Regions from separate parts of the Mus musculus genome. Here all the other regions are linked to region 2. A link is a loop called in an ENCODE intact Hi-C map of the cell type or tissue named here. Cell type or tissue: heart. All regions are shown on one strand. Each heading gives the region's core, and the rest is flanking DNA. Links, peaks and the distances in the headings are about the cores only. Region 1 overlaps 1700016J18Rik (a long non-coding RNA gene). Region 2 holds the start of Foxo3 (forkhead box O3). Region 3 overlaps Armc2 (armadillo repeat containing 2). Region 4 overlaps Sesn1 (sestrin 1). Region 5 overlaps Sesn1 (sestrin 1).

Region 1 (5,855 bases), core at 433-5,432, 250 kb before region 2:
ACCACACAGATGTGCACAGGTGCCCTCAGGGATAGGTGGAAGCCAGAGAAGGACACCCAATATCCTGACCTATAACCCTATGTTTTATTCTCTTGAGACAGGTCTCTCACTAAACCCCGGAGCTGGGTTGCTGGCCAGCGAGCAATCTCGAGTCACCTGCATCGCTGGCAGAAAGAGCTTTGATTCACTAAGCCATCTCAACCCTATCCCCACCCCACCCCCAAACAGCATTGAGACGTGGATGACTGTGGAAACTGATTGAACCAGAGGGGCGTGGCCTAATGCATTAGAGGGCAGTAACCCCAGGGCCTGCCTGTGCAGGCTCTCCTCAGCTCTTCTGAGAAGCATGTCTTCACTGCTATAGGCTAACCTCTCCTGAAATGGGGGTTGTATCATCAATAAACAGACAAGATAAGTCAGTGAACTTCCTGTCTTGTTGTTCCTTGGCTTTGAGACAGGCTCTCTCCATATAGCCCAGGCTGACCACTGTGTCTAACTTGTAGTTTTCCCGCCTCCACAAGCCGAGTGCTGCCTACATGCCTGCCTCACTACTCCTGACTGTACTCAGCATTACATTTACAGTTGCATTTATTTGTGCATTTATGTGCCAGTGTGTGTGTGTGTGTGTGTGTGTGTGTGTGTGTGTGTGTGTGTAGGGCACACTCGTGTGCTACAGTGGGCATGGGGAAGCCAGAGGACACCTCACAGGAGTCAATTCTCTGCTTGCACCACCCGGGGGCGTACTTAACATTGTCAGGAACCTGCAAACTGCTCTCCACAGCAGCCTACAGTTTACATTCTCATCAGTAAGCTACGGGTGCTCCGATTTACCACATTTGGACAGTTCTTCCTGTTGTCTGGTTTTGGTTATAGCCATCCTAGTGAGTGTAAGGAGAGATCTGAAGATGGCTTTAGTTTACATTTCCATTGGGATCAATGATACTGATTGAGTATCCTTTTATATGTATATCAGGGTGTGTGTGTGTGTGTGTGTGTGTGTGTGTGTGTGTGTGTGTATCTTGGAGAAATGCTAACCCAAGTGCTTTGATAGTTTAAAGGTTGTTTGTTTGCTTTTTCATTATTGAGAAATGAAGACTATTATTTTGGACGTTAGACCCTTCCTACAGATTGTGCAGCTATCTTCTCCAAACTGAAGCATTCTGTTCTGGGGAGAGGAAGGGGAAAACTCGAAGGCTTAGAAAGCTCAGGAACATTACAGGAAGCTCAGAAAGCTACTAGCCTCACACACAATCCCTCCCACAGCAATTGCCCTGGAGCGGAGCCTTTTTGGTGTTGCTGCCTACAAACTGGGCTACAGGCTCTTGGATGTGGCTTACATGCACTGCTAGCTGGGGTAGGAGACTTTGGGTGATGGAACTGGTCACCCATGCTTCTGCCAATAACCGTAATAAACTCATTTGTTCAGCAAGTAAGACTTTGGGGGAGTGGTTTCCTTACTTCTCCTTGGTGCCCCAACTGTAGTGAACAGACATTTGGTCACACCTCCTGAGGAATATTCACACAACATCCCGTGTGGAATTGGCAGAGTCTCCCATTCTATTGGGTTTTGGGAGGTAGGGGCAGAGGTTGTTTGTTTTTGAGACAGGGTTTCTCTGGGCAGCTCTGGCTGGCCTCGAACTCACTCTGTAGAGCAGGCTGGCCTCAAACTTGGAGATCCACCTGCCTCTGCCTCCCAAGTGCTGGGATTTGCTCAGACTGTTGTCTGAGTTGCCACCCTGCTCATTCCCTAGTGGTTATTTTCACTTTCTTGATAAAATCCTTCAATGTTACAGGTTCTTAGATTTGTTAGGGTCTAATTTACCCCAGCCCCTGTGTATTGCTTCTGCGTTTGATCCCAGACCCAAGACCCCATTTCATTAAGGTCATGATGCTTTCCTCCTGTGTTCTTCTAAAAGTTTTATTGGTTTAGCTCTTGACATAAGCTATTGATCTATTTTGAGTTTCCTCTTACATGTGGTGTAATAACTAAGCTTCATTCTTTGGCTTGGTCTATCTCGTCTGGACTGTTGAAAAGAGGAGAAATATTTTTTGAGGCAGTGGTATACTGTGGTCACCTAAATGATGCAGGGCCTGGGGAACCAGCGTGGTTTTCAGGGTCTCAGTGTGTAAGCTACTGGAGAGTGGAGCAGGGTGGACTGCTGTGGCCAGCTGAGGAGACAAATCACTCCCTCTCGGCTGGAGCAGCGTCAGCAGGCACCCGGACTCCCATGAGCGGCTGGAGTAGAGAGGAGAGATGGCTCTTGATAGCGCCAAGGTCAAACTTTGCTGAGGCAGCAGCAGTGGTGAGCCAAGGCCACCAGAGGGCACAGCAGAGGTGGTACCCAGTGGGAACACATGAAATGGCCTCTTGGGGTCACGTGGCAGCCAGAGAAGCTGCTCGGAGGCTAGGAGGGAAAGGGCATGGAGCCAGGTGGCGGTGGCGGTTCGGAGCCCCACGGAGGTAGATCATTACGGTGGCAGGTCGGAGCCCCACGAGCCGGGTCTTTACGGTGGCAGTGGCAGGTCGGAGCCCCAGACCATTGCCGAGAGTCATTGCTTGTCCTCTACCACAAGGAATGAGTTACAGTTCCCTTCCCTTTTCAAAATGCAGCTCAAAAGAGCGCGTTCTGTCTTCAGGGCCCCAGCTCTCTGTGAGAAACTCTGCACCAGACTTGAAAATTAAGCTGTGTTTGCCAAACATAGTTTTTGAATGACTGCTTTTTAAGGTCACTGATCATATATGCAGCAGAGAAAATATAGGAAGAAAGAGGGATCATTGACTTAAAACTTGTGGGGAAGGGAGTCCCGAAAAGCTAATAGGCTTCTGTAATAGTCACCTGTTTCAAAATTTTCAGATGTCAGGGCAACAGCTCATCCTTACTTTCACACAATTCCTGGGCATTTTTCATTATGCAGTAAGCGTAAGATTTGAAATTAAGTTTCCAGATGAAGGAAGAGATCCCCACCCTAAGGCCTTCCTGTCACATAACTAAGACAACTGAGGACAATAACCCCCCTGAAAGGGTTAATTCTGCAAAACAAAACAGCCCCCCCAAACCCCCAAAGAAAAAACAACAAAAAAAGAAAACAAAAACAAACAAACAAACAAAAATGAACCCCAGAGAAAACCACGAGGTGCTTTTTGGAACATTCCTGATAACGCACACATCTGTATTACACTCTCAACCCCATGGGCCTGGTGCCATCTCTGAATAGCAGAGAAACACTGAGCCAATGCCTGACAGGATCGTTCAGAGCCAGAACCCCAGGAAAGCCCCAATAATAACTAAAATCTACAAAAGGAAACAGCGGTAAGGCCCATTGCCCTTTTATTAAAGATGCTATTTCAAACCTGCCCCACTGCTGAAATCGGGGGGGGGGGGGGGGCGCTGATCTGGCAGCGGCAGCAACCACACGGTGGTATCAGGTGGTATCAGCCCGAGGGAGATACATTTATAGGCATCAACAACCTAAAAGAAGGATGCTCTAAAAGTGGTTTGAAAGAAGGACACTTTGGACCCGTTAAACACAACACAAATGTTACAATGTGTGTAAGCCAGCGGCCTCTGCATGTCTAGTGAGGGTGGTGGCCTAAGCGGAGTACAGCAGCGTATCCATCCACTTTATGAACTGAGTCAGGTAAATGATACAGCGGTCAAGGGTACCTGCCAGTAGCTTTGTTGAGGCAGGAGAGGAGAATCACAATGAAGTTTTTCCTTCTGTTCTTTAAAACATTGTTAAGGTTGCTATTTTTTCTGTTGCAGGGAGGGGACATTCCCTTTTAGTTACCTGTAAAAGGATACAAACTCCAATGCACTGGGCATTTCGTATTGAAAACTTTCAAATTTAAGTTTAGTCACACTGGTCTGGAATTCCCCTACCCCGCCTTCCAACCCCATTCCCCTCATGCAATATTAAATGACCTGGTCCACGTCTGGAGATACATCTAACAACAAAATGATATTAAATTACATCTATCATGGGGTATAGGCTCTTTGGGTGCCAAGGTCTTCGGTGGAAATGCTTGCGGAGAGAGTAGGGCGGGTTTCCAGAGAAAGGGTGCTTGAGCACGGGAAGGGAAGCTGAGTTTGGCCCCAGGGAAGAACTCCCCAGACCTGCCTTATTCTGTCTCCACCAGTGGTACTCTGCGATGTACTGTGGAGAGCTCACATCCTTGGCATTTTGTCACGTCACACGTCTGGTCCTCTGCGTCAGAGACACAATGCTTTGCGTACCCGGTTTCATTTCGCCTTGCAGAACTTCCGGTGGCGAGCAAGAGTCTCTCTAGTTGGAACCAGAAGGAGATTTGTTTAGGGACAAATCCCCTAGTTTTGACTCCCCTAAGAGTCTAGAAAACGGGCTCGATGGTCGCTTAAAGCAGAACTGTACGCAAACTGCCCAACTTGAGCACACCACTGTTTACAAGGTAGATGCAGTGCGCATGTCAGCACTCACTTGTGCAGACCCTCGCTCTCTCTACATTGCTCTTCCACGTTCGCCAGAGTATCTGGCCTAGCACCCAAGGCTTCACTTTGGCTGGGTTTTGTGGCTCGCTAGTGAAGTCCAGTTGACCCACCTATACACTAATCATGCCTGCCATCGACTTGGAAGGTTCTAAAACTTTTGTGTTGCTGTCTCTTGTGAGCAAGACTCATACAAGGTGGCAAAGTCCTCAAATGTTGAGAACCACAAATGTGACAAATGTCAATTATCTCCCAATAGAACCTCATCCAGCTTGGTCCAGTTCACAGTTTGTGGCCATGAGCTTGCAGGGAGGCTGGTTTTATTCCTAGCCATCTTGATTCAATCAGCTCTGGAAATCCCCCTTTCCTTGATGGCAATTCATGAAAGAGGCTCGAAGCCCGACTGCGACCAATGAGTCATGAGGACACATCACTGAGGGATTTCCTGGAAAAGTTTCTTAGTTATTACAAAGAGACCTAAGACACACAATAATTGATTTGTTCTGCCTCTGAGTGGTAGTGTTCAGGGACTTGAAGCCTGGAGCTGGGCAGGCAGCTATTTGACTGACTAGGGTATAGTGGCAGAGCAGAAAGATGAACTGCAGTTATTCTTTTTGACACAGAGTCTCTCTACATAGCCCTGGCTGTCCTTGAACTTGAGCTATGTAGACCCCAACTGGCTCAAGCTCATAGAGCGTCACTTGCCCCTGCTTCCTGAGCATTGAACTGAGGCATGAACCACCACGCCTGGCTGACCTGGGTACTGATGGCATCACTTGTCCACTCTGTCAGCCTGTGCCCATCCCACCTAGGCGTTATTTGTGAGAATTAAAAGATCTCTGAGTTTCCTGGTACTTGCAAGTGAAAACACACTCTGCTTACTCTTGGTCCAGTAGTGCAAAGAAAAGGGTGATAGGAACAGAGAGCAGGGCATCTCCTTGGGCCAGAGAAGACACACCTTCATTATAAATGAAAATAAAATGGAGGGGAATAGAGCCACATGCAGAAAGACCTTCTGAGGAGCTGTCCCTCTCAGATGCCCCCCTCCCCCCGGAAACTGTTTTCCCTCTATTTCAGCTTCTAGTTTTCTCTGGGAATGTCCCTTCCTTCCACCAGGTTCATGGTTGGAAACAATACTCCCTTTCCCTGACAAGGCTGGCAGCCTGTGCTAGCTGATAGTTCTTGCCACCCTGGAGCAGACAGGTCAGGGCCAGCAAGATTGCCCACTAGATAAAGGGGTTTGCTGCCAAACCTGACCATCTGAGTTCCACTCCAGGACTCAGAGAACTGACTCTTGCCAGTTGCCTTCTATCCTCCACATGAAGTGCCATGCCCCCATGTACACGTGTGTGTGTGTGTGTGTGTGTGTGTGTGTGTGCATGCGTGCATGCA
Region 2 (5,855 bases), core at 457-5,456:
GCAATCATTGCTTTTTCTAATGGGATCGATTTGCCTGTTGGTGTCAACACCCACAAGCACAAGTTGGACCCAAAGATCCTCAGTTTGCTAGTATCATGCTCCTGCCACTGCCTTGAACGCTGTCCCAAACACTCCCCCACACACGCCTTCCCTCCACCCACAATGTCCTCGGTGCATCCCACTTCCACCTCCTGTATTCCAAAGTTGGCCGCGGAGCTACCTCCTCCCCGCAGCCGAGGTAAGCCAGCACATACAAATGTCTTGGTCCTTCCTCCTTAGTGTCCCTTGCCCACAGCCTACTCATCTGGGCATGCCCAAAACTTGCCCAGGACCCTCCCTTCCCACTTTGAGGCCATCCCCAGGCTTCCCTCCTATAGGAGTGAAAAGAATCCCCCACCCCAAAGGCTCACAGCGAAGCTCCTCTGCCAGCCCTCTCTGGACGGCCGCAAACCGACCGCTTCGATACGCGCTTGGCGCTGCGAAGGCCTGGCAGGTCCGACCACCAGCCCCTGATAGGCACGCACCTTCCAGCCCGCAGAGCTGTTGCTGTCGCCCTTATCCTTGAAGTAGGGCACACAGCGCACCATCCACTCGTAGATCTGGGACAAAGTGAGCCGTTTGTCCGGGGAGCTCTCGATGGCGCGGGTGATCAGGTCGGCATAGGACAGGTTCCCCCAGGCATTCCGCCGCGAGGAGCATTTCCTTGGTTGCCCAGAGCCCCCAGCCGCCCCCGGCTGCGGCTGTGGCAGTGGCTGCTGAGGCTGCAGCTGCGTCGGCGTGCCCCCACTCAGAGCGCCTGCGGCGGACGCTGGCCCCGACCCGAGGTCCTGCCCTCCTGGAGCCAGCAGCATGGCCGAATCCTCGAGGAGCAGCCCGGAACCCAGCGTGCTGCTCACGCCGCCACCGATCACCATGGCCGAGCTGGCTCGGCCGCCGCCGTCCTCGTCGTCTTCATCGTCGTCCTCCTCGGGGATCATGGAGTCTGCGGCCGTCTCCCCCGAGGGCTTGGCCGGGCTCGCCTGCAGCTCCGGCCTCTGCAGGGGCCACGTACAGGAGCGTGGCCGACTCTGTGGCTCGAACTCTGGGTCCAGCTCCACTTCGAGCGGAGAGAGCGGGACCGGGGAGGCTGGTGCCTCTGCCATCTTCGCCGCCTGCCCGCCGCCCGCGGCTTGGGCTCTTGCTCTCTCCTCTCGAGCCCAGGCTGGGTGCGGCGGGGGAGGAACGGGGCACCGCGAAGGTTCGAGCTCCAGCTACCTAGGGAAGCGCGAAGAGAGAGTTGGTTATCCTGTGTTGGAGCCTAGTCCGCGGAGACTCCTCGCCCGCGGCCGCCACCTAGAACGGATAGACCTGGGGACGTGCGTCCCGCGAACCTGGCGCAGCAGACGCCGCCCCCTGGCCTGGCCGCCCGGGAGACGCGAGCGAATCGACGGCCCCGCGCGGGGCAGCCCCCTCCCCCGCTGCCGTCGCCAGAACCGCAGGTCTCTCCCGGACTAGATGGCGGGGCGGAGGGGGGAGGGGCGTCCCGGGGGAGGGGTGGCCGCGCCATTAAGTGTGGGCGGCCTCCGGACCCCAACAGCTCCGCAGTGGTCGGAGGGCGAGCGTGCGTGCGTGCGTTTGTTTATGTTTGGCTCTGGCTCGCTCAAGTGCCTCCCGCGGAGGCGCAGGGCAAGTCAGCAGAGTCCTGGGCTCTTCTCCCGCTCCCCAGCCCTGCGATCCCCCCCACCCCTCCCAGGCGAGAGGCCCCCTAGGGCTGGCGCGGGCAACTCCCGTCTTTTCCTCTCCGCCCGCGGACCAGCAGGGAGAGCGTGGGGGTCTGGGTGCAGACCTGCCAAGATCACTTCCAACAAGAGAGAGAGAGAGAGAGGGCCGACCCCGCAGGACTAAGAAGATCTGAGATGTATTTTCTTGGGGACGTGGGGCCCTCCGCCCCCTTCCAGGTCAGAAACGGGAAGGAGGAAGCAAGTGGGAACATAAATCTTCCAACAGGTCGGGAAGCGCCAAATCTCTCGGACTGCATGAAAACCCGGACCAGCACCGTTCATCACCTCCTTGCTCCCGCTGCTGCCATCTTGACAGTTCCCCCTTCCCTCAAGTCCTTTAAAGACACTAGCGGGAGAGAAGGGGGGGAGCACACCGAGTCACGGGGAGGGAAAGGGAAGCGCCTGGCCCAGCTCGGAAACAGATCCGGAGTCACTGGAAAGGCGGCCGCCCCGTTGCAAAGCTCCGGCGCCTACCTCGGCTCCTTCCCTTCAGGAACGAGGCGGGAGGGCGTACGATTCCGCGCGAGCCCAGGGCACCGCGACGAGGGGACTCTCGGGCCGCCGCCGCAGCCCGCCGGAGGAACCGCCTGTCAGCCTGTGCTGCGCCGCCGCCTTCCACATTCCTCCTCCTCCCTTCCACGAGCAGGGCGGCCGCGGCAGCAGCACAAAGTTATAGCCACTCACAGGGAGCCTCAACCTAGGATGACGGCGGGGCGGGTCCCCGCCCAGGGGGAGGGCTGGGGCGGGGGCCGGGAGGGCTGCTGTGCGTGCGTGTGGGAGTGCGCGTGTGTGCGCCCTCGCGCCTGCGCGGGGCTGCGGGAATGGGGGCGGGCGCGCGCGGGTCGGGACTCGGCCGGCTCCGCAGCCCTCCCGGTTGGGGTCCCGCGCTCTCCTGGGGACCTCAGCGGCCACGCTGGCCCGGGACGGGAGGCCAGGTCAGACAACACACCACTGCGCGCCGCCCCGCGCTCTCAGCCTTGGGCCCTGCGTTTGGCTCGTGGGCCCGTGGCCTGCCCGTGGGTGCGTGGGGTCGGAGCCCGCCCCAGTATCGGGTTCCTTATTAGAACCTGACACCAGGGAACACCCGGGTTAAGCCGGCAGCCGCAGGTGACAAGGGTTACCTGGGCGTGGAAACACTGGCCGGCGAAGATCGCGCCGAAAGGTGTGTCACTGGACCCTCACCTGGGACACCCGGCGACAGTCGTGCTTCGCTTTTCACGGATTTTAAGGCTAAGTGGGAAAAGTGCAACTCAGGAAGAAAAGTGCAGTGCGCCCCAGTCCTGAACGCAGGAGCAGAAGATAGCTAACTGGAAGCGGGCAACAGTTTTCTTATGCTAAAGCAGCTGATTACGTGCTTGACTTTTCTAAGTCTATAGACTTCAGATCGCACCTTCACAATCCCTTATCCCACGATCCGTGCCTCCCGGCCGTACTGTGTGCTTTTCTGCGCCACACGCGACATGCATACCAAAAGTCTACCATGCATTCTGGTTCATACGTATCTTTCCAAACAAAACCCTCTCGGTCTCTGCAGCTAAAGTCTGGGCTCCGCAACAACCCAATACCCCAAAAGAGCCAGCCTAAAAGAGCCTGCAGAGGCCGCCCACCCCGGAACTCCGGCCTCCAGGCTTTACGCGTGATCCGTCACTCAAGTGACGTGAGGCCCCCGCCCCTGCACCAAGCTAGTTCGACGCGTACAAACAGATGATGTCATTGTCTCTACACGCGCGTGACCCCGGAGCCCTGCGCCGCATCGCCATTCGCTGCGCGGCTTCCTCGTCAAGCCACGCCGAGCGCTGACTGGCCGCCGCCGCCAGTCTCTGGGCTCCAGACGCCTCTCGCTCCTCTTCGCCCCCGCCCCCAGCAAATAATAAACAATCGAGTAAAATTGCAAGGACAGAGGGGAGGGAGAGCGAAGGCGCGCTGAGTGGCAGCCTTCGCCGCGCAGACAGCGGGAGGACTAGAGGAGGACTGTGCAGGGAGGAGGGAAAGGAGGTAGGGAGCGGATCTGAGCCGCACGCTCTATCAGGGCGAGAAACTTTGAGAACCTCGGCGAGGCCAGCTTGCTAGCACGGCGGGCTCTAGGACCCCAGGGCCCTGGCGAGACGGGAGGGGCGGAGCCTGGTTGCGCAAAGCCCGTGGGCGGAGCCCGGCGGCACGTGCGGGAGGAGGGGGCGCGTTGCACGGGCTCGCCCGGGACGCGCAGCCCCGGCGGCTGGCGCGCTTGTTTACCAGCACACGTGTGTGTTATTTTTGAGATGGAATGTGGGGCTGGCTGAACGGCTGGCGCGTGGGGCCGCCCGCGTCGGCGGAGGGACGCGGCGAGGCCCGCGCTGCCGCGGCCTCCCCGGGCGCTGTTTGCAAGGAAGCCAGGCTGGCCCGTAACCCGCTTCCCGCATAGCCCAGAAGTCCGGACCACGCATCTGGACGGCGAGATTCTCGCGCTGCCCAAGCAGCTGCAGAGACCAAGGGCGCAGACCGAGAAACGCTGCCTCCTTTGCGTGCTCTTGGGGCTCCTGCCTTCACCAGAACAAAGCAACTGCTTTAGATACACACCGGTGCACACACCTGGACCACAAGGTGGACACTTAACACCCTGCGTGGTCTGTGACCTTGCTACAAATATCCCCAGTCCTTTGGTGCAGGTTTTCGGGCTGCATGGCTCGGCCCATTTACGAATAAATATATTTCCATCACCTCGGCTTGTCTTCGGAAAGTGGAGCTGAAGAAAGGAATTCTGCCTTTTAGGGTTGCTATGCTACCTTAGGACCCGCCTCTGTCCTTTCCAGTCTGATCCACTAAATAAGCCCAGAACTTGATTTTGATTTACAGCCTGGCAATATAGATGGTGATGTGGGGTCACAAATTCAGCTTCGATTGCCTGTGCCTCAAATGAGTGGGGATTTGTGCAGAGAGGTTAGGGTTTATTACCTGGAATCTGGTGTTAGGCTCTGTGCCCAGATCCAGAAGGCCAGCTCACTGATACTTTGCAATGTGCAACGCAAACGCCAAAGACTTCACTCACTGTTTTTAAAACACCAAATATATATATATATATGTATATATGTACATATATATATACCATATACATATATGCGTGTATACATATATATGTCTAGATACACGTGTGTATATATAAATATATGTGTGTACATATATATGTATACATATATGTGTATATATATACATCTATATATGTATACGAGTGTGTGTGTGCTATGAAAGAAATCCATATATCTGTAAGTCTAAGCAGTTCGTCCCATTTGAGTACAGTGTATCCTAAGAGCATGCAGAAATTTGGGACTTTAGAAGAGTTTGTGGATTCACTGAGAGCATTCTGACCCTGAAGGTAGGGACAGATAGTGGGTGTTGGCCCAGTCGAATGCCTGCATTATCTTTAAGGTAGACTTCTTTTTTTATTGTTAAGACTGGGTGGGTCTCATGTAATCTAGGCTGCCCTTGAACTATGTAACTAAAGTCAGCCTTGAATTTCTGACCTTACCTCCTGAGTGGAGATGACAGATATGTGGCACCATGTCCAGCTAAAGTTTAAAAAAAAAAATCATCAAAACTTCCCCCACCTCTTACTGACAACGTTTTATATGTATTTTTTTTCCTTTGAATGATTTAAGGTGGTGATTATCCATTTTTATGTAATCCAGGTACTAAAGGAACAATATTTTAAAACTTTAACTTGAGTAAGGTGAATAAAAGCTGCAACGGGGCTAGGAAGGGGTACAGGCTCAGCCTCCTTAGGAACCACTGTGGTAAACTTAGCACAGTGCTCCCTGTAGGCAGGCGGTGGTGCTCCACTCCAACCCCACAGCCAAAATCCTTGGTGCTCAGCATGCTGCACACCAGAAAGTGCTTCCTTCCTTTTCTTCTGAGTTGGCTTCTGTTTTCCCAACAAATATGTGACCCAGCTAAAAAGGAGAGAGCTCCCAACCGGAAGGCATATGGCTGCTCCCCAGCCCTGCCCTCTCTTCTCTCAGCAAACGGGTCATAGTGGGATTTCTTCCTTAAACATTGTGTAGCAGCACTCAGCGTGAGTGTCCTGTGGGATGTCATTCCGGATGGACTTTTGTCCTCACTTGT
Region 3 (5,855 bases), core at 261-5,260, 300 kb before region 2:
ACACTACAGCTCTGGTCGGATCTGCCATTGCCACTAGAGCTATTTCAACGTTTGGGATGTTGAGGTTTTCAGAATGGCAGACAAAAGACTGTAGACCATCATCTCTGCTTTTTGGATTTTTGAGTGTGCTTGAACTGGATAAAACATGCACATGGGGCTGGAGAGATGGCTCAGCGGTTAAGAGCCCTGACTGCTCTTCCAGAGGTCCTGAGTTCAGTTCCCAGCAACCACATGGTGGCTCACAAGCATCTGCTATGGGATCCGATGCCCTCTTCTGGTGTGTCTGAAGAGAGCAACCATGTACTCACATTAAACAAACAAAACAAACAAGCATGTAATTCTAAAAGTAAATACAAATAGCCACGCAGTATAAGAAGACCGCCGCTCATAGTCCTAGGTAATTAATCCACTTAGAGGCCAAAGGATATGAACAGACTCAGTATTGAAGAAGGCAAACAAAAAGCCAGAAGTTGTTAAGTCAACAACAGTCAATTTCCTTGACATATATAGGAAACACTTAAATTTGCTAGAAAGCAGGTTGGGGAGATGGCTCGGTGGGTAAGGCACCTGCTGCTGCAAGCTTCAGGACCCAGGCTTGGATCCCCAGCACATATAAAAGAAGCCAGGCATGGTGCTGTAACCCCAGAGCAGAGGAGCAGAAACAGGCAGATCCTGCGAGCTCACTGACCAGCTCAGTGTGGCCAGAATGTGGCTCCATGTCCAACGAGAGACCATCTCAAAAAATATGGTAAAGGGTTCGAGAAAAAGACTCTGACATTGAGCTGTGGCATCATCTATTGGAGTAGGAACCTGCTCTAACACATCAAAACCCCAAATTACTAGAAATTCAGGCTTTAAATCCATGTGGTCTTAAAAAAAAAACAAAAAACCAAAACGAAACCCCTACACAGTGTGCTTTTCAATGTAAAGCTGAGCGATCAACTAGTTCCCCAGGAAGAGTGAAATCAGTCAACATGCTCCCCCCAGGAAGAAATGATTATCAAGATGAGTCAGAAATCACCCAAGTTTAGTTACCTCCAGACCCTTCTGAGACTTCTCAGACTCATTTTGAGAAGTTAGCTAAACACTGTGGTATAAGAATTTCTTCTCGGTCGTCTCCCAGGAATCCCCACTAATGTGGTTGTGTCTTGCTATGGCCTTGCTTCTGTATCCCCATGTGGTCCTCACTGCCCCCATCACCTCCATTCCATACCCTATCCCCAGTGAATTCTAGAAACTGAAGCATGTCTACAAACACACAGTGTGGCCCAGTCTTGGGGAACAACTTCAAATTTTAAAAAGGACTTTCATCTAGGTTCACTGCTTGCTAAATATAAAAATAATGATTCAACAGGAAAATTGGGTAAGTCAGGCAAGAAATACTGCCTGTTTTTGAAGATTCTGCTGTCTCCGTGGTTATAGCTGTTAACCACAGCTTTCAGCTTTGGACCCAACAGCTTGATACATTGTTAGCATTGGCTGGTGTTTTTAGCATGCAAACGTAAACCCCTTAGCAACAATGTTGTCTAGGGAATTGGAAGGCTTAGATTCTCCTGAGTTCTAGATACATTGCAGGTGACCACTAACTGTCTCCTTACTGGTGAGGGGCTAGTTTGAAGATAACATCTTTTACACGGTGCTAGATTGATATCATTTATCATCATTTTTTATTTTTGTTGAGACAAGGTCTTACTGTAGCTCAGAATGGCCTGCAATTCATAACCCTGTCTCTGTTTCCAAAATGTTCAGATTATAGATGTGTACTCATAGAGCCCGACATAAACTTTTGTGTGAAATGAAAAAAAAAAACTATGAAGAATATAACAGACACTGTCCTACCCTGAATAGTTTGGTTCAATGCTAATAATGTGCTACGTTTGTATCTTTTTATTTTAAAGACAACAACAACAACAAAAACCTTGAAGGCTTAAAACCTTCTTATGCCTGCCTTATCTAGATCCTTCCCCATGGGGGGGGGGGTCACCAGCCTTTGAAATGGGGGTGACAGCATGTTTGTTTTTCTAGGTGTGACACAGAGCTCCCTAACTCTTGTTTCCACAACTTAAGGTTTCACCTGCTGCTTGTGTTGTACAGTCAATGTTACAATGTTACAGTGTTACAATGTTACAGTGTTACAATGTTACAGTGGTATAGTGTAACAAATGTTCCCTGGCTCATTTTTCTCACTGCCTGACTTTGCACCATTTCTAACCATTGGTCTGTATTATTTCATATTTCCTCAGGCAGAATAAAGTCCCTAAAGGGCTTTCATAATATAGTTTCATTTAATGTAACAGACAGCTGTCCTACCCTGACTAGTTTGGTCCAATGTTAACAATGTGCCACATTTGTATCTTTTTCTTTATTTTAAAGACAAAAACAAAAAACAAAAAATCTTGAAGAATTAAAACCTTCTTCATTTAAGTGGGCAATGCTTTTGAACTTAAGTTTAGATTTACACTGATATTAAATCTGCACACAAACCCTCCAGATACCTTCAAGCTATAATTTCTGTGAGTTTCTGTCTACATTGAAGGCAGCAGACCTGGATACTGGTTTAAGACGGCAGTGAAAAATGAAAACTTAGAAAACAAATGGTTTCTGAGCAAGTTGGATCCAGTTCCTGAAGTTGTCGAACAGAGTTACTAAGGGCTCGGTGTGGCACTCTAGACTCTCCTTGACTTCCACCTAACATTTGTCTTTGAAAAACAAGTCACACTGTTTAACAGCACAAAGATCTTGAGAATGAAGGATGCTGAAGGCGGAGAGGCACACTCACCTGCTCTGGATGCTGAAGGCGGAGAGGCACACTCACCTGCTCTGGATGCTGAAGGAGGAGAGGCACTCTCACCTGCTCTGGATGCTGAAGGAGGAGAGGCACTCTCATCTGCTATGATGCTGAGGGCAGAGAGGCACACTCACCTGCCCTGGTTTCCTTCCTGCTCAGGTCTGAGCTGCTAGGGCACGAGGAGGCCCTGGCACGCCGTTTCCCAGGGTCCCTAGGAGGAAGAGCAATGGATGAGACACAGAAGTATTTTCATTTTTATAAACTGCAATTTGTTCATGTCAGGCTTGGAAGAAACTACAGAGACTAGTTTAAGAGATGGGTTTGGTGCCCATTTGTCTGCTGTCACCTGCCTTTGCCTCCTAAGATTTATCTGTGAGAACACAAGTCTGCTGGCTTAACAGTATGAAATATAACACTGGAAAGAACCAAAAATAAAAAATAAATTTAAAAATCCAAAATTGACTGGGGGGTGAGGTAGTAGTGGTAGTGGTGGTTGTTGTTAATGATATGGACCACAAGAGGCCGCTGTTACAACAAGAAACAGAGGAAGAAAACCAGCCAAGGGAAAGCCAGCTTGCTCTGTCCAAGGTCACATGAGCAGGGTCAGCTCTGGAATGCGGAGCTCGGGATTTTTCAACCCACTGTTCTTTCCACTGCACCACAGCACGTCCCATTCCCACTTTAAAACTCAAGTCAATTAATAGTCTCTAAAAATACTCTTAGAAATATTTTAAATGTTAAAAATAAAAAAGTAGACAGTGTATTTGGGCAGTCCTCAGATGAGAAGCGTACGAGTAGCCTGGCTAGCTATGGAGGCACTTGACTCTGCTGCCTGGCTTCCCCACTTACAGCTGACCTGAAGGTATTGCCTTTTAAAGATCTGTATAAATTCCCAAGGTCACTCAGGCTAAAATGGCAAGTCTGACACAATTTCTTTTTGATAATTCCACACACTGATTTTAATAATATTAACAACAATAATCTAAATAATAATAAATATATAAGTTATTATCATTTTGTTTTTGTTTTTGTTTTGTTTTTCAGACAGGGTTTCTATGTGTGGCCCTGCCTGTCCTGGAACTCACTCTGGAGGCCAGGCTGGCAGCAGACTCACAGAGATCCTCCTGCCTCTTCTCCTGAGTGCTTGCCCTTGGTCTTTACTCCACCACCACCCCCCTGCCCCAGATTTAGCCTCTTCACATAACTTTTAGTATTTTTTTTCCCTGTCAACATGTTTTTGGTTTTGTTTTTAAAGTCCAGATGTTTCTCTTTGTCATAAAATAGGGAAACTTGGTAGGACCAATTAAAACAAAAAGGCTCTAATTTTCTGAAACAACTGAATTTTTGCAGCAAGATGTTCCTAGCCAATAAAACAGAGAACATGAAGACAAATTCCCTCAAAGACAGAACAAAAGGACTCAATCCATGGAAAGATTGTCGAAGCAAGACTTCATGAGTTACACGAGAGCAGGGCAGTGGTGGCACACGCCTTTACTCCCAGCACTCAGGATGCAGAGGCAGGAGGATCTTTGAGTCCGAGGCCAGCCTGGTCTGCAAAGTGAGTTCCAGGACAGCCAGGGCTACACAGAGAAGCCCTGTCTTGAAAAACCCAAACCAAAACAACAACAACAAAAAGTTACATGAGACCCTATTTGAACAAAACCAACCCTACACCCTGCCCCCTCCCCCAGCGGATTCACACAGTTAATGGTTGATGGGAGAGGGGGAGAAATTGTCTTCTGTGATGTAGCAATGGGTAAGGCATCCAGACTCCTATAAACAAACCTTCATCCACACTTCTAGCCAACCCTAATGGAACTCACTGGGACACACACACACACACACACACACACACACACTCATGCACACTTACACGCACGTGCACACTCACATATGCTCAACAAGAGTGGGAGGGGGGACGAGAGAGGGTAATGGAGGTGAAACGAAAAAAAAATCCATCAGATACGGGCATGACAATTGTCATGGAACCCATTATTATCTGTAACTAATAGATGCAAATAACAGGGCTGTTGAGGTGGCTCAAGGTGAAACGGTGCTTGCCCTGCAAGCCTGGTGACCTAGGTTTGATTCCCAGAATGCACATAAAAGTGGAAGGGGAGAACCAACTGCACAAAGTTGTCCTCTGCCCACTAGATACTGTGGCAGGAGTACACATCTATCAGAACACACAAAATCCTAAAATTAAAACAAACAAACAAACAAACAAAACTTCAATGGGGTGGAAAGCAAGGAAGTTCCTATATTTTTAATTTCTAGATATAACCTGACATTTTTAAGATCAAGAGTTTCATTTCTGTGTGTGTACGCGTGTGTGCATACGTGCATACATGTGTGTGTACACACGTGCATACATGTGTGTGTGCACACATGCACATGCATATATGTGTGTGTGTCCCTTTAATAAACACTGAAATCTAACAAGACAGTTTTCAGCTCACAGACCCACCCCTGCCCCCACCCAGTGCCTGTCCACTCTCCCTGAGACATGGCCAGGGGTAAGGCTGCCTCCATGACACCTCATCTGTGCCACCTCCCTTCTAGAAAAGAATGAAAAGGACAATCGGTATGCACAGGCTTGGCAGTGTTGCTCCCCGAGGCTGCCAAGAAAAGATGGACTTGGGACCCACTGCCATCGTACACAGTCATCATGGTTTGGGGGACACTGAGTTCATATCCTAGGTCAACACTCACAGCCTGTGACCTCGGGAAGACTACCAGGCTTTGGTTTCCCCTCCTAAATCTACTGCAATGCTTCGGTTTCGGGTGTCAGCCAGCTCACTGAGGGGACTTGGCGAGTTGTCAGCACTAGTTCATTTCTTTTGAGCCCATAAGCACCTAGGGGAGCAAGCAGAGGTGGATATGGGCCCAGAAGATGTTTTTTCCAGTGAGGATAAAAATCTACCTTAACGGAAAAGTGCAAAAGACTTTGAGAGTATGCTGAGGAGAAAGGACCGCACAGCGGGAAGGATGGACTATAAGTGCCCTTTAAAGGAGTAGAAATGGAACTAGCAACTGACAAGCTGTCCCAGAAAAATGAGTGCATGAG
Region 4 (5,855 bases), core at 296-5,295, 390 kb before region 2:
ACCTGGCCTCCTCTTTTTATTAACTAAGCAGCTTGCTTTTCTTAGTTAAAAAAGAAAGAAAAGTTTGGGGGGAGGGCTTTAAAAAGTTGCAACAATTGATCTTACCTGCAGGAGAAAAAGAAAGAGTAACGATTTTTTAACATGTGACTTTCAAAATATGAAGATTCAAGAGCTGAAAGTGTAACAGTCTTCTTTGACACATTGTAACCTCACCTCCCAAGACTGAAACTTTTTTTCTCTTGAAGCCCTAGTTGTGTCTGTCAGTGTTTAGTCATTTAAGCTCCATATATTTCCTTTTTTGAGTGTGTTCCAACTTTTTCTTTTCTTAACCTGAACATGTAAACTTTTGAAAACACAAGCATAGAAAAAAGAGATCTAATTTAACAAGGTTTTTGTTGTTTTGGTTTGTTTTTTGTTGTTGTTTGTTTTTGGGTTTTTCAAGACAGGGTTTCTCTGTATAGCCCTGGCTGACAGGAACTCACTTTGTAGACCAGGCTGGCCTCGGATTCGGAAATCCGCCTGCCTCTGCCTCCCGAGTGCTGGGATTAAAGGCGTGCGCCACCACGTCTGGCACAAGGTTTGTTTTATTTTCTCTGAAGAAATCAATAAAGCTACCAAAGGAAGGAAATAGTATTGGCACAAGATTTAGATTCTGGACCTAAAAATGTCAATGATTTATGTCTTAAACTCAGTTTTTCCAAGTTACTTGTTCGATTTCGCAGAGGGTTTTATTTGTAACACAGGTATCTGTGAGGGAATATTAGATGTTGTAATGCCATTGGATATAGTTGTTGAGGAAAGACAATTGGGAGACCTGGTGCCAAGGAAAATATTTATAGTTTCTACATCGCTTGCCAAGAATAAATTTCACATTGCATATAGACCATGGTCTCCTGCTTCTGCAGCCCACTCTGCCTCATTTGGGCATCAAAAAGGAAAAAGGTTCGATAGCTTGTACAGTGTAAGGATTTCTCCTGGTATTGCCAGGGCCCGGCTAGGTGACGTTGCTGACTGCCTATGGGTAAATGCCCGGCCCTAGCCCAGGAGATGGGAAACTAGGTTGCCTTTCCCTGAGTCCCGGGATGCACATTGCATCTTCCAGCCAGGGTTCCACCCAGCGAGCCTGTTCCCAAACTGAGTGTCAGCTTCAGGCTGGGCGCTTGGCCTTCAAGCTTGTTTTTGCTGGCCTGGTCCGCACGCTCCCCCAACCCCAGCGCCAAGGGGTGGGGCTACGAGTCCCCGCGGGCCGGCATTGGCGGGCGCGCCCGCCGGGCAGTGGAGTGACGGGCGTGGGGCGGGGCCTCGCGTCTTGTTTGTCGGAGCCGCCCGCCCCGCCCCCGCCGGGTGCTGACTGAAGCGCTGCAGCGACAGATCGCGGCCGCAGCCGTCCCTTCGACATGCGCCTGGCCGCCGCGTCGAACGAGGCGTACGCAGCCTCGCTGGCTGTCTCCGAGCTGCTGAGCTGCCACCAGTGCGGCGGGGACCGCGGCCAGGACGAGGTACTGGGCAGGCGAGGGCTGAGGGCGGTGGGGCTGAGCACCGCCGACACTAGCTCGCACCGGTAGCTTCGCAAACGCCCCCGAGGGCTGCGCGGCCTGGGCGAAGGAAGGGACTGCACCCCAAGATCACCTAAGGGGAGGTGTTGGAACAGAATAAGGACTGCTGTGCCCTGCCGGTGCGCACAAGTCAGAGCAGCAGAGCTGAAGTCTCAGGGCAAACAGCCTGTGGATTTCCCCCCGGCGTTCGGTCATAACTGATTGTTCAGTCACCCTTCCCTCGCCGACGTTCATTTAGAACCACATTTGAGTCGGTTAAATGGAATTTAAAAACAAAAACAAAAACAAAAAAAAAAAAACGCCGTCAAGACCTGTGCTGCTCATCGCAGCTCTTGCCCTTGTTTATTAAGCCATCCCTGCTGTGCCTGAATAGGCCTGCAGAACTATTTGAGATGGTGTGTGTGTGTGTTTTTAATGGTGCAAATAGGATGATGTTTTAAAATTGCTAAAAGTTGAACATTCAAAGGCTTTGAATCTAAAAGGATGAGAGTCAATACTGAAATTGGAATTGAAATCATATGTTGGGTTGTCTTAGTTCAAGAAGTCTAAATGTGAATAATTTCCTTGTTACTCTGCCCATTAAAATGACACAGGCCAGTTTTTTTTAATAGCCAATTAATCGGTGCACTATGTATAGTCATGAAAATGTAAACGACTCCATAAAGGGATTCTAGCTGTTAATGTTCATGGATATACTGCATGCTGGTTGTTTACACATACCAAAAACAACCTTCAGAAATAAATTTTTAAAGCTCAGTGGTAGTCTGCTATGTGAAAGGCTCTGGGTTCTATACTCAGTGTCAATAAATAAACCATAAACCATTGCTCTGGAAGCTTAAAGTGTGGAAGTGTTGAGTTAGCATTTATGGTTTGTGTATGCAGGCCACCCTAGATCCATCTGCTCCCATTCTTAGAAACGAACCCTAGTGGTCATGGCTGAACAGCTCTTATTGCTGACAGCGTTTTTGTGCAATATCCTCAGCTCAGACTTAGAATTTCCAAAGATCCACAGTAGCTTGTACATTGATTATGATAGTGCCTGTGAAATTGTATTCAACAAACTAGAAAGCTTTGCATAGCTGTATTTCACTTTAATACACTTAGCATGTAAAATAAACTAGGGACTGGTGTATCATGGGAAACTAGTCACTTTACAAAGGAAGCATTGGCACAGTTCTCAAGTAGCACGTTTCCAAAAATTGTTCTCCTCCTCCTCCCCATCTAACTCAGGGTTATGTACATGCTAGGTAACTCTGTACCACCGAACATGTCTCCAACCCAGTTGTAGGACTTTGAAGTCAGGAAGTTTTTCTTTTTCTAAACCATGGTCCATGGAGCACACACACACAAAGAGGTACCTAACTTCCCGTGTTTTTAAATAGCTTAGCAGTGTTAATGACAGAAGAAATTTAGTACATTTTTGCTGTAGTTTAAAAAATCTACATATAAACAACACTTCTAGCTCCTCAATTCTTCTGAAATACTTTGAATGTTAAAACATCCACATAATTCTAGATAGACAAGGACTCTCCCGGAAGGGGAGAGTGGGTTAGGACTTTCACTTTTTATAAAACATTTTGCTTTCTTTGCCTTGTTGAAATGCACTTTTGCCGGGCAGTAGTAGCACACATCTTTAATCCCAGCACTTGGGCAGGTAGATTTCTGAGTTCCAGGACAGCCAGGGCTACACAGAGAAACCCTGTCTCAAACACACACACACACACACACACACACACACACACACACACATACACAAAACCAAAAAGGAAGAAAGAAAGAGAGAAAGAAAGAAAGAAATGCACTTTCTACTTGTGTAACTTTAAAAAAAAAGATTGACATCAGTGTTATAAGATATAGTCTTAAATATCTAGATGGGCTTTTTTTAATGCATCAAGTAGACAAAGAAAAAACATGCTTCAAATAGTTTACTGATTTTCACCTAATTTTTCAAGTAGGTAGATTGACACCTCATAGAAAGTCTTTAATCTGTAGCCAGTCAATCATTCTTAAGGAGGCTGATGAAGGTCGTCGGAACATAAGCAAAGCATGTGATTAGACAGGGCTTTGGTCCACAAGCACTGTTCACACGGTGGCACAGGACGTACTGTTTCTGTGTGCTGTCAACGCCACTCAGAATGTCCATCTTCTGAGGATTAATCAGTATTGTTGTACATTGGTGAGGAAGCAGGTGCTGGTGTGGGCATGGCTTTCAGATATTGGTGTTAGTATTGTTGAGGGGTGGGGAGTCCTAGTTCTCATGTTAGCTTTTCCAGCCATGTCTTCACAGAGAACCTGTGAGGTTTATGCTGATTGCCATCTGCATCTGAGTTCAACAAGAACTTTTATTCTTGGCAGGTCTGCCTCCTAGAATCTGGATTGTAAGATTTGCTCAGAGTCTAATTGAATTCTCACAACTACAGAAGGGAAAATAGTTAAAGTAACCTACATAGGAAGTTAGAAAATGCATTCAGTTTGACTTGGGCTCTCACACTAATAAAGCATTAAAGACATTGGCTTCTTTTTCATAAAGATTATAAAAGACATATACATTTTGTAGATTTCAATATCATAAATCATATGTTCCTTTTTTGTAAATACTAGTACTTAAAACAGTACTCGGTTCCTAGCATGCTATGTCAGCTGCTATTGCTGCTCTTAATTTTTTATTACCATTATTAGCTCTATATGGGTTTGTTTGTTTTTCTTTTTTTTTTTTTTTTTGCCCCTTTATATCAGTTAAGGAATAAGCAGAAAACTAAAAAGCAGTTTCATTCTCAGACTGCACACCCCCAAGAGCTTTGTAAACTCTTCTGTAGGTATCATGAGGTAGATGTAGATGTGGTACTGTTGCTGCTGTATCTCCCTCATCTTCTCTTTACACCTTACTTACACATTAGACCTGCCCAGTTAAGAGTTTAAATGCTCTCATGGGAATTACAAACTTGCTAACAGAAGTCCTTATTTTGGCCCAAACCTCCTTTCCTACTCTGTTCTTTTTCTCTCAGGAGATGGTGCATGGAAATACTTGGCCATGCTTGGGATCAACCCTAGGGCCTTGCACATGCAGGGACAGCTCTCTCCACTGAGCTGGCCATCATTCCAGTGTGTGCTATACTTTGGGACTCTTCCAAGGTGAGGAGTCTTTATGCAAGCTTTAGTAAGAACAGGTAGGTCCTGTAAGAAAACTGTCATCTGTTGACTTTCTCAGAGGTCAGTCTGTGTGTGCTGGGTGGCTGGATAGAGCTACTCACTGTCCTGTCTGTACCTGGTCTGAGGTAAATTGGGATACACACTCAGCTCATCAGGAACACCCCATATAACTAGCCTTTTGTTTTTTGATTGACATAAAATTAATTAGAAAAGGTCACGGCCCTTATATCTGTCATGTACCTAATCTATTAGCTAAAAGAGAGAGTCTGTCAACTTTTAAGCCTAGCCTTTAAGTAAGGAGAGTAAATTCACTTGATTCTAGAATAGAGTAACCAGAATAATATAATTCAACCTGTTCGTTTTGAAGGTCATATGGATGTCAATTTGGTGTCATTTAAAGAAATACTACCCAGATATTTCAAGCAGTAACAAACACATGTACACGCGTGTTGTGTCTTCCTTTCTCTACGCCCCCACCCCAGCATATGTTCTGCTTTGTTCTCTTGAGGACCACAGCTTTGTTGATCATGTTGAACTTTTCAAACAGTCCTCCATTGATTAGCAATTAGGTTGTTTATCAGAATCAATAGTGTAGTGGTTTACCTTTATGTGTGAGTACAAAATGTGAGTCTGTCTGTAGGTTCCCACCTATGGTCTTTGTAGTTAATGCAGTGCGTTGTTGTTGCTTTGGGAGTTGAGCATGGTTTCGGTCATTCTCACTTCCTTTTCTTGGAAGTGTCTCTGACCCTTTGCAGTCTTTCAAGTTCTCTGTTCATCTTTGACTGTGTACCCTTCCCCTCATGCCAGTCTGTTTGGTTACCAGATTTATCCGTCGTTTTTGACTTCCAGGTTTTGTAGCATTATTGGTTCTTTTCACTCCACAAGCATTTGGTAGGACTATTGTTTGTTTTGTTTTCTTCATGTTTAACTCTGATTTATTGTGGGTTAAAATATAATTCAACTTCATTTTTTTCTGAGTGACAACAAGTTGTTTCAAGATCAAATAATCTATTTGGAAATTACATCCTTTGCTATCCTGAAGTCATGAGTATTGTGTAGTGTGTCTGAGTTACAAAATGAATAATAAATACTTGAAACCCTAAATACATGTTGTTTAGATAATTTGTAAATTAGAAAGGGGGCAGGAGC
Region 5 (5,855 bases), core at 438-5,437, 450 kb before region 2:
CGCTTGAAAGGGGGCTGAACCAAGGAAGCCTTTGAATCCTGCCTAGATCAGAATTAATCTTCCACCCTCAGCTAGGACTGATGTCTGTCCTGTGTGCATTGGCGCAACAATGCTTGTTAAATTACTGGTGTGTTTCCATGCCAGCTGGCCAATAATAAATAGAAAACAGTATAAAGTTAATAATACTCTGTCAAGAGGTTTGTGTTGGAAACCACACATGCACTTGGGCATTATGCTAAAGATGGAGGTAGGAGACCTGCTCAGATGCCCTATACCTGCGGATGTTGAAGAAGGTACAGCAGCCCCTGGGTAGGAGACAGTGACTTTGTCTCTGACCTGATAAGGACCTAATCTTACAAAGGAAGTGTCACTTGTACCAAATGCAGAAGTAGCATCCAGGCTTGGGTGGTAACTGGAGACCCGGTCATAGCCAAGCGCAACACCCTCACTCACTAGCTGCAGTCCCTCTGGCGAGTTTGAAGAGCTTTAACAACTCAATTTAACCTACTGATCCAGAATGCTTTTGGTGGTTGGAAACCACACATATTTGTTATCTTGAGATTTCTATGGCATGGCTTAGCTGGACCTCTCCTTGAAGGTCTTTTATGGTACTGCAGCTAAGATCTCAAATTAGCAAAAGCTATAATCTTGTGTGAAGGCTCAGGAGAGTATGGTCTGCTTCCATGTGCACATAATTGCTGTTAGGATTTTGTTCCTTGAGAACTGATATAGAGAGGGTCTCAATTATGGAATTGGCCAGGGACTACCATGTGGGCCTCTCCGATTGTTTCATCAGGAAATACGTGAGAAGAGCTAGAGACTATCAGCAAAATACAAGTTACAGTTTTTCACAACATAATCTGGAAGGAGACAAAGCTTCACTTTAGTCATAATCTTTTCACTCAAAGCTGTTGCTGAGGTCCAGCCCTTGCTCAAGGTCAGCAGATTACTGAAGGGCAAATGGCATGGGAAGAATACCGTAAGGCAGGATCAGTGGGAGGCAGTCTGAAAGTAGCCTACTGTAACAACCTCTCCTGGGACTAGGGCATGGGAGGAAGGGCTCTCCCTCCATGCTGTGGAGAAAGCTACAGTTGACCGTACGTGTGTGGAGAGGAGTTAATGAAGAGCGTAATATCAAAGGGTTAGTATGGTACTGATCTGACTCCTCCCACACTTGTAAGCAATCTCCAGATAAAGAATTTTCTGCCATCTTCACCAGTGGATGCTGAACTCAGGCCCTATCTCCTCCTTTGCTAGGGTCCACCAAGACTCAGGAGGAGAGGTCTACCTGCCTCTGGTATCATCTTCCTCTTCCTCATTGCCTCCCTACACACATTGCTCTCCTTCATGCCTGTGTAGTTCAGGGAAACTTCCCAGTCTGCTCTTGGCCAAAGGGCAGGAAATGGCAGATGTCTTTCTGTCACCATTTGGTGGCTATATAATGAGATACACATCAAGTCTCACCTGTAGTGAAAATGAATGAAAAACTCTCAGACTTTTATAAGCATCCTCAAGTTAAAAAAAAAAAAAAAGAATGGGGTTGAATATTTTACCAATCAGATTTCTGTAGTCAATAGACTTCTCAAATTGAAGCTGGTTGTGGTGGTCTGAATATGCTTGGCCTTTGGGAAGTAGCACTATTAGGAGATGTGGCCTTACTGGGAGAGGGCCTTGGTAGAGGAAATGTGTTACTGTGGAGGTGGGGCTTTGAGGTCCCACATACATGCTTAAGTCTGATCAGAGTGAGCCAGAGTCCTCTCCTGGCTGCCGTCGGATCAAGATGTAGCCTTCTCGGCTCCTCCTCCAGAACCATGCCTGTCTGCACACTGCCCTGCCCCCACCATGATGGTAATGCACTGAACCGCTAAAACTGTAAGCCAGTCCCAATTCAATATTTCTTTATGAGAGTTACCTTGGTAATGGTGTCTCTTCCCAACGATGAAACCCTAACTAAAACACTGCTGTGTATTACTATCAACTTAGTCATGTCTGAAAGGTGGAGGTAAAATAATTTCTTTATGCTATAAGCCCTAATCTTTATCATCTTTAGTTGTTTCAGAACCACCAGAAATTATTATATAATTGATAGAAATTTGAAAAATTTTATCCCACTACATATAATATGTTGAAGTAAGGGCCTTCCTTCAATTATAGAGAATACTAATTTTAATAAGAAACATTTTCTCATGTCATTTTTAGTATAGTCATCCCAATGGTTCAAAAATTAAACCATTTTCAAATTTATTTGCTGTTTATAAATTTTAATTGGTATTTTTGAGACAAACATGGGCTGGTCTAGAAGTTACTATGTAGCCCAGGCTGACCTTAAACTTGAACTTACAACAGTCCTCCTGCATCAGCCTCCCAAGTGCTGGAATTATAACTATGAACCATCAAACCTAGCTTTGTACAGTACTAGGCAGCCACTTAAGGAATTCTGAGCAAGGACTGTTCCACCAAGCTGCACTCCATTTGTTTGTTTGTGACAAGGCCTCATGTAGCCCGGGCTTGCCTTAAGCTCACTACATAGCTGACGATGACCTTGAACTCCTTATACTCCTGCTTTCACTTCCCACATGCTGGGATTACAAGTACCACCATTCCCACCTCCCAATTTTTAAATTTGAATCTGAAGCAAAGTCTTGCAAAGTTGCCCAGGCTGACCTTGAACTTTTGATCTTCCTGCCTCAGCATGTACCTACAATGTAAACCTAAGTTTACAACAATAACAGAACAACTACTTGTTGTAATTAAAGCTATATGGATGTGTTTTTCCTCTCTTCTAATGTCTTCTAGAACTCTCCCTTTTTGAGATTTCAGATGGTACTACCAGTGAGTATTCAGAAGATGCTAACAATACTAGTGATAAGGTGCCTGAGCTGAACAAGTTGGGTGTTTTGACATTATGGGCTCCTGGGTATGCACTACTTCACTGCGAGCCTTACATTGGAGCCAGCAGCTGTTATGAAAACTGAGGTGGCCACTAAAAAGATACTGAGTGGGTAGTGTATGTGGCATGTGGCATGCACACTCTGGAAAAGAGTAAATCACAGGCCTGGCAGCATGGTATGAGATCACTTCTCAGAATAGCACGTGATTTAAAATTTACGCATTGTTGATTCTGGATATGGCTGACCATGACTAGCGATTATAAAGCCATAGAAAGAGAAGCCAAGGATACAAGGGGAATGCTGTGCACCAGATTCTATTCACAGAATGATTCTGCAGGAAGTAGAACTTTAGGGTACTCGGAAGTAAGTTTTCTCTAGTATGGTACATATGTATGCGCGCATGTACTAGCGTCTAAAGCTGCAGATGTCTGATTTTCCTTATAGTTACCTTTCTTTTGAAGACTCTGGCCATTAATGACAGTTTTCCACTCACTTTACATTTTTGTGCCCGCCTGCCTCCTTGTTCACCAAGGACATTTCCTGAGTTCTCAGCAGTTAGCTGCTGTGAGCACTAGGTGGCACTCTGACTCAACTCAAGTCTAGTTTGTCATCAATTTTGATGCTGTAGGCCTCAAGAGAAGATGTGTGTACAACTTAAGAACATTTGTGTTTTCAGTTGTCTTCTTTTAGAGGGAGTCTGAAAGGAGAAAGGAGATAATTCCAAGTTTAAATATCCAAGCTTAACTGGTGATAGTATTGATCTCCTCTTTCACTTACTGTCTCAGACTGTTCCAGGTACCTGCACAGGTATCTGTGTGGAAGAGAGGTGGAGAAGACTGCTGACCTCAGAGCCCATAGTCTAGTTAACTCGCCCCCCCCCCCAGATGCTGTTCTTGGGCCTGTGGCATGCACTCGCTGCTTTTATCCAGTCACTCAACACAAGGAGCGTGAGCTGGAGAGGTAGATGATCTGACTAGACCATCCAGCTGGGCAGGTACACAGTTGGGCTCAACGCATATGTGCTCCTTGGAGAGTAGTTTCTGGGAAGATGAGAACATGAAACCAGTAAAGCAAACATTCTCTCCCCCATCCCTGTCTCTCGCTCTATGTATATATATGTGTGTGCACATGCACATCTGTCTGTCTGTCTGTCTGTGTGCACATGCGTATAGTGGTTGTGAGTGTGCTGACATGGGATCTGAGAATGGACCTCACATTCTCTGCAGAGAGTAGTGGGCAGTCTTAACTGCCCCAAACTGATTACCAAAGGAGACTTGTTCTTGTTTTCCAGGAAGCAAAGCCAAGACTTGTTCTGGGAGAGGCTACAGCTTAATGGTTCAAATTGAAGATTTTGGCTTTTTAGGATGTTGTGTGACCCATCAGTTACAGAGAAAACAGTGTATTCTTGCATGTACTTTTGGGGGAAAACCCAAGTGTATCAATTTTTCAAAGAGTACCCTCCATAAAAAAATTGAGAAGTTGGGTGTGGTGGTACATGCCCAACATCCTAACACTTGGGGGTGGGTACAGGAAGGAAGGTCAGAAGTTGAAGAGCATCCTGGGCCATTAGGTGAATTCAAGGCCAGCTTGGGCTACCTGAGACCTTGCCTCAGAACAGCAGCAGACCACCTGAGCTGCCACATGCACAGGACACTTACTTCCTGAAACTGTTAGAGAAGACTTTTTACAATTGAAATGTGAGAGCCTTAAGCCAGCAAAAGTACACTTTCGTGAGAAAGCACCAGCTTGCTGCTCTTGACGAGGATGCTCATTGCATGGGGCTGAACTTTTCTTAGCTAAGCAGCAGGTCTCCCAGGCATGCAGGTCACAGGCAGAAAGTTTCAGATTTGATTCCAGAATGTGGGACAGAGCTGAGCACAGCACAGCTGCAGCCTTGGTAATGTGAGACAGACAAATACGCCACGGTCCAGAGCTGCCCCTGCCAGACTGCTGTGCACACACACTGGCTCTTGCTAACGCTCTACGGGGCAAGCTAGTTAGTGCTCTAAGTTTTAGTTTGTTGATGTTTGTCTTGTTTGGGGAATTATTTTTTAAGTTAAAAAGGTTTTAATGTTTTGTTTTGTTTAGATTGGTTGTATTTGCTTTCTGGGCTTGTGTTTGTTTGTTTTTTCAAGACTGGTGGTTTTCTCTGTGTAGCCCTGGCTGTTATGGAACTTATTCTGTAGACCAAGCTGGCCTTGAACTCACAGAGATCTACTTGTCCCTGCCTCCCAAGTGCTGGGATTAAAGGTGTATACTACCACCACCTGGCAATCCAACTTTATTTTTTTTAACACACAGAAACATTATATATGCATCCACATATATAAACATTACATTGTGTTTCATATATGCATTATATTGTCTTTAAATCAACTTAAATATATATTTTTTCTCAAACATTATTTTTGGGAATTCTATAATTTTGTGCCTCTCTGCCAACCTATTCTCTTCTCCCAACCCCAAGCTTCTGTTTTACAGTCAGTAACATAAAGATAATAGCATATTGATCTTTGTAAGGCATTAGCCCTGTGCCTCCTTTTACTTTGTAACAGTTTTTAAAGAGGAGAAGAAGCAAGCAGGCATGAACTATAAAGCCAAGACTGGTACTCAGTTCTCTGAACCTCAGTCTCTCTCTATCTTGGCCAGGACTGCAGTTGTGTTCTTCCCTTCCTAATTCCATGCTGCTTGAGATTGTTATGTTTTTTAATTACTTGGGATTAATAGTGTATGCTCCATGAAGATTAAGACCTGTCTGTTCATTGCTTAGTCTCTTGTCTGACACTAGTGCATATAAGCAGGTGTGTGAATGAATGGATACATGTTAGCTATTATTATTACTACTTGACAGTTTGTACCTAGCTTCCTACCTATCTGCCAGGACCAGCTGGAGCTGCCTGTCTTTAAATGGGGTGAGCAAGCCAGGAGAGAAGGCCCCTTCTTAAGCAGGTGGCTGACCTCATC

What was found. A loop is a pair of places that touch in the nucleus more often than their neighbours do. Peaks named below come from ENCODE experiments on the same cell type or tissue, not always from the same donor. Only the 100,000 strongest peaks of a DNase experiment are listed, where the experiment ranks them.
Region 1: a loop joins it to region 2, with 6 times the contacts of the local background. A loop is called at or near these places in 14 of 42 quality-filtered maps.
Region 3: a loop joins it to region 2, with 3 times the contacts of the local background. A loop is called at or near these places in 14 of 42 quality-filtered maps.
Region 4: a loop joins it to region 2, with 2.9 times the contacts of the local background. A loop is called at or near these places in 7 of 42 quality-filtered maps.
Region 5: it touches region 2 in a loop (2.8-fold over the local background); 13 of 42 quality-filtered maps call a loop at or near these places.

Annotation. Positions count from the first base shown.
Region 1 is chr10:42,028,896-42,034,750 of GRCm38, forward strand. It overlaps 1700016J18Rik (a long non-coding RNA gene), which reads left to right. Exons shown (of 3, transcript XR_871596.3): 3 at 102-215. Among named protein-coding and RNA genes, the nearest start is that of Gm51798, 11 kb to the right of the region's middle. In heart, for the core only: CTCF peaks have their summits at 762 and 2,318 (motif pointing right); a DNase peak (open chromatin) is centred at 2,296; H3K4me3 peaks cover 647 bases; H3K27ac peaks cover 757 bases; H3K27me3 peaks cover 1,712 bases.
Region 2 is chr10:42,274,292-42,280,146 of GRCm38, forward strand. Foxo3 (forkhead box O3) reads right to left here and starts at 2,404. Exons shown (of 4, transcript NM_001376967.1): 1 at 2,235-2,404; 2 at 525-1,254. The coding sequence starts at 1,142. It overlaps Gm38485 (a long non-coding RNA gene), which reads right to left and starts at 518. Exons shown (of 2, transcript XR_380269.1): 1 at 1-518. In heart, for the core only: CTCF peaks have their summits at 1,671 and 3,363; DNase peaks (open chromatin) are centred at 1,310, 2,460, 3,460, 3,880 and 1 weaker place; H3K4me3 peaks cover 4,234 bases; H3K27ac peaks cover 4,283 bases.
Region 3 is chr10:41,977,599-41,983,453 of GRCm38, forward strand. Armc2 (armadillo repeat containing 2) reads right to left here. Exons shown (of 18, transcript NM_001034858.3): 6 at 2,923-2,999. Among named protein-coding and RNA genes, the nearest start is that of Gm33058, 22 kb to the left of the region's middle. In heart, for the core only: a CTCF peak has its summit at 3,295 (motif pointing right); a DNase peak (open chromatin) is centred at 3,343.
Region 4 is chr10:41,886,097-41,891,951 of GRCm38, forward strand. The region is part of intron 1 of Sesn1 (sestrin 1); the gene reads left to right. Among named protein-coding and RNA genes, the nearest start is that of Gm33058, 70 kb to the right of the region's middle. In heart, for the core only: CTCF peaks have their summits at 1,412, 1,669 and 2,485; DNase peaks (open chromatin) are centred at 1,245 and 3,665; H3K4me3 peaks cover 2,061 bases; H3K27ac peaks cover 1,298 bases.
Region 5 is chr10:41,827,605-41,833,459 of GRCm38, forward strand. All of the region lies in intron 1 of Sesn1 (sestrin 1), which reads left to right. Among named protein-coding and RNA genes, the nearest start is that of Sesn1, 20 kb to the left of the region's middle. In heart, for the core only: a CTCF peak has its summit at 3,458 (motif pointing right); a DNase peak (open chromatin) is centred at 3,447; H3K27ac peaks cover 615 bases.